Linked DNA regions of Homo sapiens: region 1 is linked to region 2. Evidence: read pairs that join two places in POLR2A ChIA-PET (ENCODE). Cell type or tissue: endothelial cell of umbilical vein. All regions are shown on one strand. Links, peaks and the distances in the headings refer to the core of each region. The heading gives the core; the rest is flanking DNA.

Region 1 (4,731 bases), core at 575-4,574, 110 kb after region 2:
GGTGTCGCTTTGTTTTCCTCTGAATTGGCCCAGTTCACGTCTGCACCATGAGCCAAAGCCTCAGCCATTTTAGGAAGGTTTTTTTCATATGACGCCCTATAAAGCTGAAGTCCTGGATTAAGATGTTTCGAGTCAAGAAACATAGAAGAATCTTGCCTTTCTCCTTCTGAAAAGCAAACACATACACATCAATAAAAATGAGCTCTTGGCAGAAAAAGAAAAAATTATTTAATAGGTAGAGTTTCAGTTTTGCAAGATAAAAAGAGTTCTGTGGATGAATGGCAGTAAAGATAGCACACTAATGGGAATATACTTAATGCCACTAAACTGTACACTTAAAAATGGTTAAGATGGGCCAGGCACGGTGGCTCACGCCTGCAATCCCAGCACTTTGGGAGGCCGAGGGGGGTGGATCACTTGAGGTCAGGAGTTTGAAACTAGCCTGGCCAACATGGTGAAACCTCGTCTTTACTAAAAATACAAAAATTAACCAGGCATGGTAGCGGGCACCTGTAATCCCATCTACCTGGGAGACTGAGGGACGAGAATCACTTGAACCCGGGAGGCAGAGGTTGCAGTGAGCTGAGATTGCACCACTGCACTCCAGCCTGAGCAATAGAGCGAGACTCAGTCTCAAAAAAAAAAAAAAAAAAAAAGTTAAGATGATAAATTTTATGTGCATTTTATTGCAATTTTTAAAAAATAAAGCTATGACATAAGAAACCATTAATCTATCATAATGAGCTTATGGGAGATTTTCACATAGCTATTCCCCAACATTCAACCTTCTTCTTCTATAAAGACAATCACTGATATGCCAGGCCTTTCTGTTCTTGCCAGTATCCAAGGGATAGGTTAATTACTCTGTACTACATTAAAATTGAGTATATTCCTAAATGTTGGGACTTAAGAAGCAGCAAGAATCCATAAAAACTTTTACTACTAGACCAAACCTCACTTCATTCCTAGGATGGTCCAATACCATCCCAATTGGCACTACAAGCACTTCAAATAATTTGAAGAGTGCTGACTCCCCTGAGTACTCTGCAGGACCAAAATCACTGAAATCATGGAGGAGGGGACAAGGGTTTAAAGCACAAGTCAAAAGAAAAATCTAATGGGGAGGGAGTTGCTGATCTCTTTCTCCTGATAGGACAGCCACAAGGAAAGATAAACGATAATAAGACAGTTCATGTGGATTAAAAATTATCCTTGGCAATTGGTAAGGCACTTTTAGCACATACCATTAGGCTTGGAAGAATGTACAACTAAGCATCAGGTGTGCTGGCTGACGCCTATAATCCCAGCACTTTCGGAGGCTGAGAGAGGTGGATCACTTGAAGTCAGGAGTTCAAGACCAGCCTGGCCAACATGGTGAAACCCCATCTCTACTAAAAATACAAAAATTAGCTGGGCATGGTGGCACACACCTGTAACCCAGCTACTTGGGAGGCTGAGTAGGAGAACTGCGTGAACAGAAGGTAGAGGCTGCAGTGAGCCAAGATCATGCCATTGCACTCCAGCCAGGACAACAGAGCGAGACTCAAAATAAAAAATAAAATGTAGGGCAGCCTCGGTGGCTCGCGCCTGCAATCCCAGCACTTTGGGAGGCCGAGGCGGGTGGATCACGAGGTCAGGAGATTGAGACCATCCTGGCTAACATGGTGAAACCCCACCTCTACTAAAAATACAAAAAAAAAAAATTAGCCAGGCATGGTGGTGGGCATCTGTAGTCCCAGCTACTCGGGAGGCTGAGGCAGGGGAATGGCATGAACCCGGGAGGTGGGGCTTGCAGTAAGCGAAGATCGCACCACTGTACTCCATCCTGGGTGACAGAGCAAGACTCCATCTCAAAAAAATAAATAAATAAAAATTTTAAAAAGTATAAACAATATATAGCTAGGACAGAATTTCCAAATATGAAGAAATCGCTGCTTTCTCATTTAAGAGTATTACTCCTCCCCTAGTTACCTTCTAAAAGACTAACCCCTTCCTTTAAAATATTTAATCAAGAGTAGGGCCGGGCACGGTGGCTCAAATCCCAGCACTTTGGGAGGCCGAGGTTGGTGGATCACAAGGTCAGGAGTTCGAGACCAGCCTGGCCAATGTGGTGAAACCTCGTCCCTACTAAAAACACAAAAATTAGCTGGGCGTGGTGGTGGGCGCCTGTAATCCCAGCTACTCGGGAGGCTGAGGCAGGAGAATCACTTGAAACTGGAAGGCGGAGGTTGCAGTGAGCCAAGATCGTACCGCTGCACTCCAGCCTGGGCAGTAAGAGTGAAACTCCATCTCAAAAAAAAAAGAAGAAAAAAAAAAAAAAAATTATATATATATATATATATATAATTTTTTTTTTAATCAAAGGTAAACATTTACCACATGCACTTTCCAGCAAACAAAACCAATTAACATTGAGTTTCATCAGAACTCACCAGGCTCATATAAACTATTGGCTGACACCGTGGAGGGTAAAGATTCTCTTCCATCATCAGAGCTCTGCTGAATTCCACTGTCATTACTTCTGACTGTTTTAAAGAAAAATTAACTAATGATTAAAGTTCATGCCATTTAGAAAACAATCTCCCACAAACAAGGTTTTAAAATGAGCTCTTACACATCAACATGAACTCAGGCACCACAAGGAGAATGCATTTAATATAATTTTAAGCCTTTTGAACACTTAGCTTATCGAGATATAAATCAATCATAAAACCTGAAAATAAACTTATTTTCAGAGTTTAACACATCTCATTACTCCATAATATGTCAGGGGTAGTAAAGAGCTTAATTTATTATATGACTGTAAGTAACGTGTAATTCTGAGACAATGGGTAACATCTAGAGAAATGGCCACACCGCACAATGACCACTGGCACAGACTTGGAATGCTCCACAAGAGTAGTACTTACTACTACGCAGTTTTGAAGAAGTATCAAAGTAGGAGAAGAGTGAATCTAGCTCATCAGGACAAAACAGAGACTCCCGCCTGGCCTCGTCGCTATTTACAGCAATCACTGGGGACATGCAAGTTAGCAAAGCACAAAGCAGGCCATAAGAAGGGAAAAGGGCAGGAAAAAACGTTACTGGGAAAAAATTTAGGAGGAAAAAATAGGAAGGAAATCAGGTAGTTAATCAGATACTTAGGGCTTTTGAAATGTCAGGTTTATAATTCCCATCTCCCCTTGCATTTTAAGCAGTTTTATTCCTTAGAATATACACATTACCTAGAAAGGTGAAATATTATGGCATTGTTTAAAGTTAACTATTTTAAAGACACAGAAATTCAGTTTTTCTTAGAATATGTAGAAGGGAACAGGTTTTTAACATTAAAAAAAACGACAATGGCTATTAGTTCAGGGATTATAAAAGTGATTTGAGCTTAAGAAAATAGCTATAGACACAGTAAGAAAGTTTGCCATACCTGAACTTTGGGCAGATGCTCTGACTTGGTCCCCTGGCCCAAATTTAGAAATGCTCAGCCTCTTTTCTTCAGAACTTTTAGAGACAAACTTTTTTTGCTGCTCAGGAGGTGATAATGATATAGAATATTTATCCACAAATTTCCTCTCCACATATTTTGCTCTGATATATGCCTCCTTCTCCTGTCTGACAGACATAAAAATGTCATGATGTTTTGCTTAATCTCTCAGCATGGCTAATACCACAACAAGCCATTATATACTGAACATATTCAAACAAAGTCACTGAATGTAATACTGGTTAAAACTGAATCTGTGACATTATACATATATATATTATGTTTCCCTTCCAAATACCTAATGAACTATGATTTCACACTCAAGTGAAATACAAACAGTAACCTAACTGAAAAATCACTAGTATTAACATGCTACTCTTCCCTTCTCTTAATTTCTGTGCTATTCATTTCTATACTGCCCTCATGCTTTTTGCAGAGTAGAAAACATCACCAGAAAAAAAAAAACTTAAAAATTTATAGAAAGTAACTTTATTTTCATGTTTACTCAAATAAATAATTTCACATACTGAACGAGCACTATTGATGGCTATTTTTCATAAGACTACTTTAAAACAACATATAGCATTATTAATTTAAGAAATAAAATAAACTTGTAACTTATGATACCATTATAAAATGCCATATCTGTTCTATACTTTTTACTTATATCCTCTTAAAAAGTTTAGGTCTTTGGTTAAAATAGAAGGCTATTTCAAGGTCTGAAATAACTCAGTCTTGTTTTAGTAAATAATTAAGATTCTGATTTAAATGGTATTGGTTTAGACAGCAATAACTTTCAAATACAATTGGTCATACATGAAGACTCAGACAGAAATCAGTATCAACAACAAAAATCATGTGCTTTGAAGGTACCAACTCTTAGCCACTTCATTCAATGAGCCCTCCTTATACAGAATTGGAAGAATAATTTCAAACACAGCAATCAAGTACTCTCCCCCTTTCAGAGGCACACTTTGCATCTTTAGTTCTTCAATATTATAATGCCATGCATAAACTATGTGATTAACAAATCTTTGCTAAATTAAGTATGAAAAATGTAAAATTATTCACTGTAGGTTAACAGAAACTTGATCCTTAGAGACAGTAATGAATAGATTATCCCTTTTTGAATGCTACCATGGACAGAACTTTGGTCTACTTTAACTGACTGTTAAGGGTTTCTACATTCCTATGCAGAGCCCTAATTTTTAAGATCTTTCTACTCTAAAGACTATAATTGATTATCTGTTCAA
Region 2 (4,731 bases), core at 613-4,612:
ATGACTTGAACCCGGGAGACGGAGCTTGCAGTGAGCAGAGATCCCACCACTGCACTCCAGCCTGGGCCGCAGAGCAAGACTCCATCTCAAAAAAAAAAAAAAAAGATAGAGACGGGGTTTCACCATATTTGTCTCGAACTCCTGACCTCGTGATCCACCCGCCTTGGCCTCCCAAAGTGCTGGGATTAAAGGCGTGAGCCACCATGCCCGGCCAGCTGAAGCTTTGCTTCTCACTCCTCCCAACTGTCTCTTCTGTGTCCCTTCTCTTGATACCAGCCTCCACTGTTATTATTAATATTCATTCAATTTTTTTTCTGAAAATTCCAATTTATCTGTATAGTGCTATGAGGAGCCCTAAGAATACAGTCAATCAATCAGACAGGCAATCTCTTCCTAATAACTTGTCCTAGTGTTTACTGGAGCGACTGAAGAGCTGAAACATACAGAAGGGGAAAGAAATGGGATTCCACCCCTGGACATTATTCCTTTAAGCTTCTTTGATTTTAATTGCTTTGCATGCACATTGAGGTAGAGTCCCAGTTGATTGAAACTTTTTTCATTTGCAGCTAGAAGTGAATGATTCAGGCTGCATTCCACCGAACATGCTCTTAATATTATGGAAAGACCCGGGGCTGAGGACATGCCTGGACATGATTAACAAAGTTGTGCATTTGTAAATTAGATGATTTCCAGGAAATATTTAAAACCTCCCTTTCTTCCTAAACACTTCAAAGAGGTGTCCTTGTTTATTTTCAACCTTTTACCCCCAACCTTTTTTTTAAAAAAGTAAATCCCTCCTCTCTCACAAAGTCTCTACAAAAGAAAGCCACTGTGATATGAAATCCATCCAAAGACATGAGTTCAACTAACGTCTCAACGAGCTTGCTTGGCTCTATATTTAGATGTGAGAGTAAACATCTGACTCTGGAGAAGGACTCATCCCAGAGACACCACTCCTGAACAGGAAAAAAGTCTAGGGGATGGAATTAAATTAGTTTAGCTCCCAAAAGAATAGTTAATAGAAACAGTCTCTAACCAGCTAACCACAAATATAGGATTTGCTCTTTACTCCTTGGAGAAGAAAATCCAGGGAGTGAGGCTGAAACAATCCTCTGTGCTGCCCAGAGGTAGGGCTCAAACACGGGACCAAATTGAGGACTGGCTAAAACAGGTCTGGAGTGGGAACAGCTTTCCATAAGACACACCCACTAATGTGCCATGTCAGTTTAGCATTGCCATGGCAACAACCTGACAACCAGAAGTTACCACCCTCATCCTAGAAATTTCTGCATAAACTGACCCTTAATTTGCATATAATTAAAATGGTATAAATATGAGTGCAGAATTGCTGCTGAGCTGATACTCTAGGCATGCTGAGTGCTCTAGGTACTCCTCAAGGAGCAGTACCTCTGCTGCTGCTGTGTACTGGCCATTTCAATCAAAGTCGCTGCTTAACACACTGGTGCACTCTCGAATTGTCTCCTATGAGGAGCCAAGAACCCTCTTGGGCTAAGCCTCAATTTTGGGGCTTGCTTGTCCTGCATCATAACTGCTAGCTCCCATATCTGTCCACTGGGTGGTATCTCAGAATCAGAGACTCTCAAGGTTGAATGGCAACATTTCTTCCAATTTCCACACCACTGCTCCATTTCCCTCCACAGCCAACTTTGTGTAAACATTAAGCACTTACACAAAAATTTTGTGACAACATGACAGAGATGCAGAACCAGGAGGTGCAGCCTCATACAGTAACATCCGATGGCTATGGGTTTAAGCTCGGCGCTAGCTTTCACCAGGTGTGTGATCTTGAGTCACTAGATTTCTTTGAGCCTCATTTTCCTCACACAATGATAATACCAAAGAATAAGAATACGCATATCCATTGAGCACTTACTATGTGCCAGTCCCTACACTGAGTGATTTACATTGATTAACTTATTCAAATTTCCCAAGAGCTTTATGAGGTGGATACTATATTATTTCCATTTATAGAGTAACACATGTGACTTGCCCACTAAGCTACACAGACACCAGGGCAACCTCTAGGAATCCAGGGTTTAATTTGATTTTAAAATAAAAACCAAATTATTAAAATAAAAACAAAAGTTTAAAAAAGTACTAAGCAAAGCCATCAATGACCACACATTGCAAGTGAGACAGACATCATAACTTGTCCCAGACAAGTTACAAAACAAACAAAACAGCAACAACAACCATTACAGGGAAAATACCAGAAATCAGAGTTTGATATAATAGCAAAACATCCAATTTTCAACAAAAAAGGAATTATAAGAGATTTAAAAAATAGGAAAGTGTGACCCACACTCAGGAAATAAAGCAGTTAATCAAAACTATTTTTTAATGCATTCAGATGTTGGATTTAGCAGACAAATGCTAGAGTTAGTTCAATAACTGAAATGAAAAGCTCACTAAAGGGACTCAATGGAAGATTCAAGATGGCAAAAGAATCAATGAACTTGTACATAGATTAAATAGAAATTATCCAGTCTGAAGAATAGAAAAAAAGTCAAAGAAAAATGAACCAAGACACCTGTGGGACAACTTCAAACATACCAATATACATGCAATGGGAGACCTAGAAGGAGTGGAGAAAGACAAAATAGGTGAAAAAAATTTGTAGAAAAAAATGACAGAAAATTTCCCAAACTTGATGTAAAACATTAATCTGCACATCCAAGGAACTCAACAGACCCCAAGTAGGATAAATACAAAGAGTTCTATACCTAGACACAGTATAATCAAACCTGTGAAAGACAAAGAGAAAGAAAAAAGTCTTGAAAGCAGCAAGAGAAAAACAATTCATTATGTACAAAGGCATTTCAATATGATTAATGGCTGCCTTCTCATTAGAAACAATGGAGACCAGAAGGCAATGTGATGACATAAAGTATTGAAAGCAAAAAGCAAAAAGAAAACATCAACCAAGAATTCCGTATCTAGCAAAACAATTCTTCAAAAATGCAAAAAAAAAGAACATTTCTGTATAAACAAAGACAGAGAACAAACTGTTTGCAGATTTACCTTATAAGAAATACTAAATGAGGCTGGGCATGGTGGCTCATGCCTGTAATCCCAGCACTTTGAGAAGCCAACGTGGGTGGATCATTTGAGGTCAGGAGTTCAAGACTAGCCTGGTCAACATGGTAAAACCCCACCTCTACCAAAAATACAAAAGTTAACCAGGCTTGGTGGCGTGCACCTGTAGTCTCAGCTACACAGGAGGCTGAGGCAAAATAATCACTTGAACCCAGGAGGCACAGGTTGCAGTGAGCCGAGTTATGCTGCTGCACTCCAGCCTGGGTGGCGAAGTGAGACTCTGTCTCAAAAAAAAAAAAAAAAAAAAAAAAAACTAAATGAAATCCTTCAGGCTGAAAGGAAATGATGGCAGATGGTAACTTGTGTCCACAGGAAGAAACGAAGAGCACCAAAAATTTTAAATATATGTACTAATATAAAAGATTGAATATATTTTTCTCATTTCTTAACTTTTTAAAAAGATGTGTAAGTTTGGATAAAGCATAAATTACAACACTGGGTTGTTGGGTTTATAACGTATATAAACATAATAAATATGAAAATAATAGTATGGAAGGGGGAAAGAATGGCGCTTTACGGGAGCAAACTTTCTGTTTTATAGGAATTAAGTTATTAATCTGAAGTAAATGGTGATAAATTAAAATGCATATTGTGAGCCCTAGGGAATCACAAAAAATGACTTTAAAAATACAGTTAAAAAATCAAAAGAAGAATTAAAATGGTACACTAAAATATACTTATTTAACACAAAAGAAGGCAATCAAAAAATAACAGAGGTACAAAAAAGAAGGCATATAGAAAACTAATAACAAAATGTCAAATGTAAACCCAGCCAAATCAATTAATTATATTAAATATGAATGATCTCAACACTCTTAAAGAAAGGCAGGGATTATCAGATTGGATTTTTAAAAAGTATACTTAAACTACAGTTGACCCTTGAACAATACAACTTTGAACTGTGTGGATTCACTTAAACATGAATTTTTTTCAATAAAAGTTATACCAAGTGTGCCTACCTCTCCTGCCTCCCCTTCCACCTCCTCCACCTCTGCCACCCCTCAGAAAGAAGACCAATCCCTCCTTTTCTCTTTCTTCTCATTCTATTCCACATGAAGATGACAAAGATAAAGATCTTTATGATGATCTGCTTCTACTTAATGAATAGTAAATATATTTTCCCTTCCTTATGGTTTTCTTTAAAAAATTTTCTTTTCTCCAGTTTACTTTATTATAAGAATACAGTATATATGTAACATACAGAATATGTGTTAATTGACTGTTTATGTTATTGGTAAGGAACCAAGTCAAAAGTAGGTTATTAGTATTTAACTTTGGGGGAAGTCCAAAGTTATGGGGGGTTGGCACCCCAATCCCCATGTTGTTCAAGGGCCAACTGCATAAACTATCTACAAAGGACACACTTTAGATTCAAAGACACAGACAAGTTTAAAGTTTAAAAAAATGGACAAAGCTATACCATGCATACAATAACTATACAATAGCTTGAGTGGCTGTATTAACAAGAGACACAACAGACTTTACAACAAGATCATTAGAGAGAGACATTTTAAAATTATAAAAGGGCCAATACATCAAGAAGATTTAAGAATTACATATGCATACGCACCTAAAAATAGACCTCCCAAATCCATAAAGCAACAACAGAATTGA

What was found. Peaks named below come from ENCODE experiments on the same cell type or tissue, not always from the same donor. Only the 100,000 strongest peaks of a DNase experiment are listed, where the experiment ranks them.
Region 1: POLR2A ChIA-PET joins it to region 2 with 7 read pairs; 2 of 35 experiments call an interaction of 5 or more read pairs at or near these places.

What each region holds. Positions count from the first base shown.
Region 1 is chr3:195,292,287-195,297,017 of GRCh38, forward strand. It overlaps ACAP2 (ArfGAP with coiled-coil, ankyrin repeat and PH domains 2), which reads right to left. Exons shown (of 23, transcript NM_012287.6): 17 at 3,422-3,606; 18 at 2,433-2,525; 19 at 1-166. Among named protein-coding and RNA genes, the nearest start is that of XXYLT1, 23 kb to the left of the region's middle. In endothelial cell of umbilical vein, for the core only: no CTCF peak of the experiment used is centred there; no DNase peak of the experiment used is centred there.
Region 2 is chr3:195,187,150-195,191,880 of GRCh38, forward strand. The region is part of intron 2 of XXYLT1 (xyloside xylosyltransferase 1); the gene reads right to left. Among named protein-coding and RNA genes, the nearest start is that of XXYLT1-AS2, 42 kb to the left of the region's middle. RefSeq lists an enhancer at 511-1,026. In endothelial cell of umbilical vein, for the core only: a CTCF peak has its summit at 1,510; DNase peaks (open chromatin) are centred at 702 and 2,862; H3K27ac peaks cover 584 bases.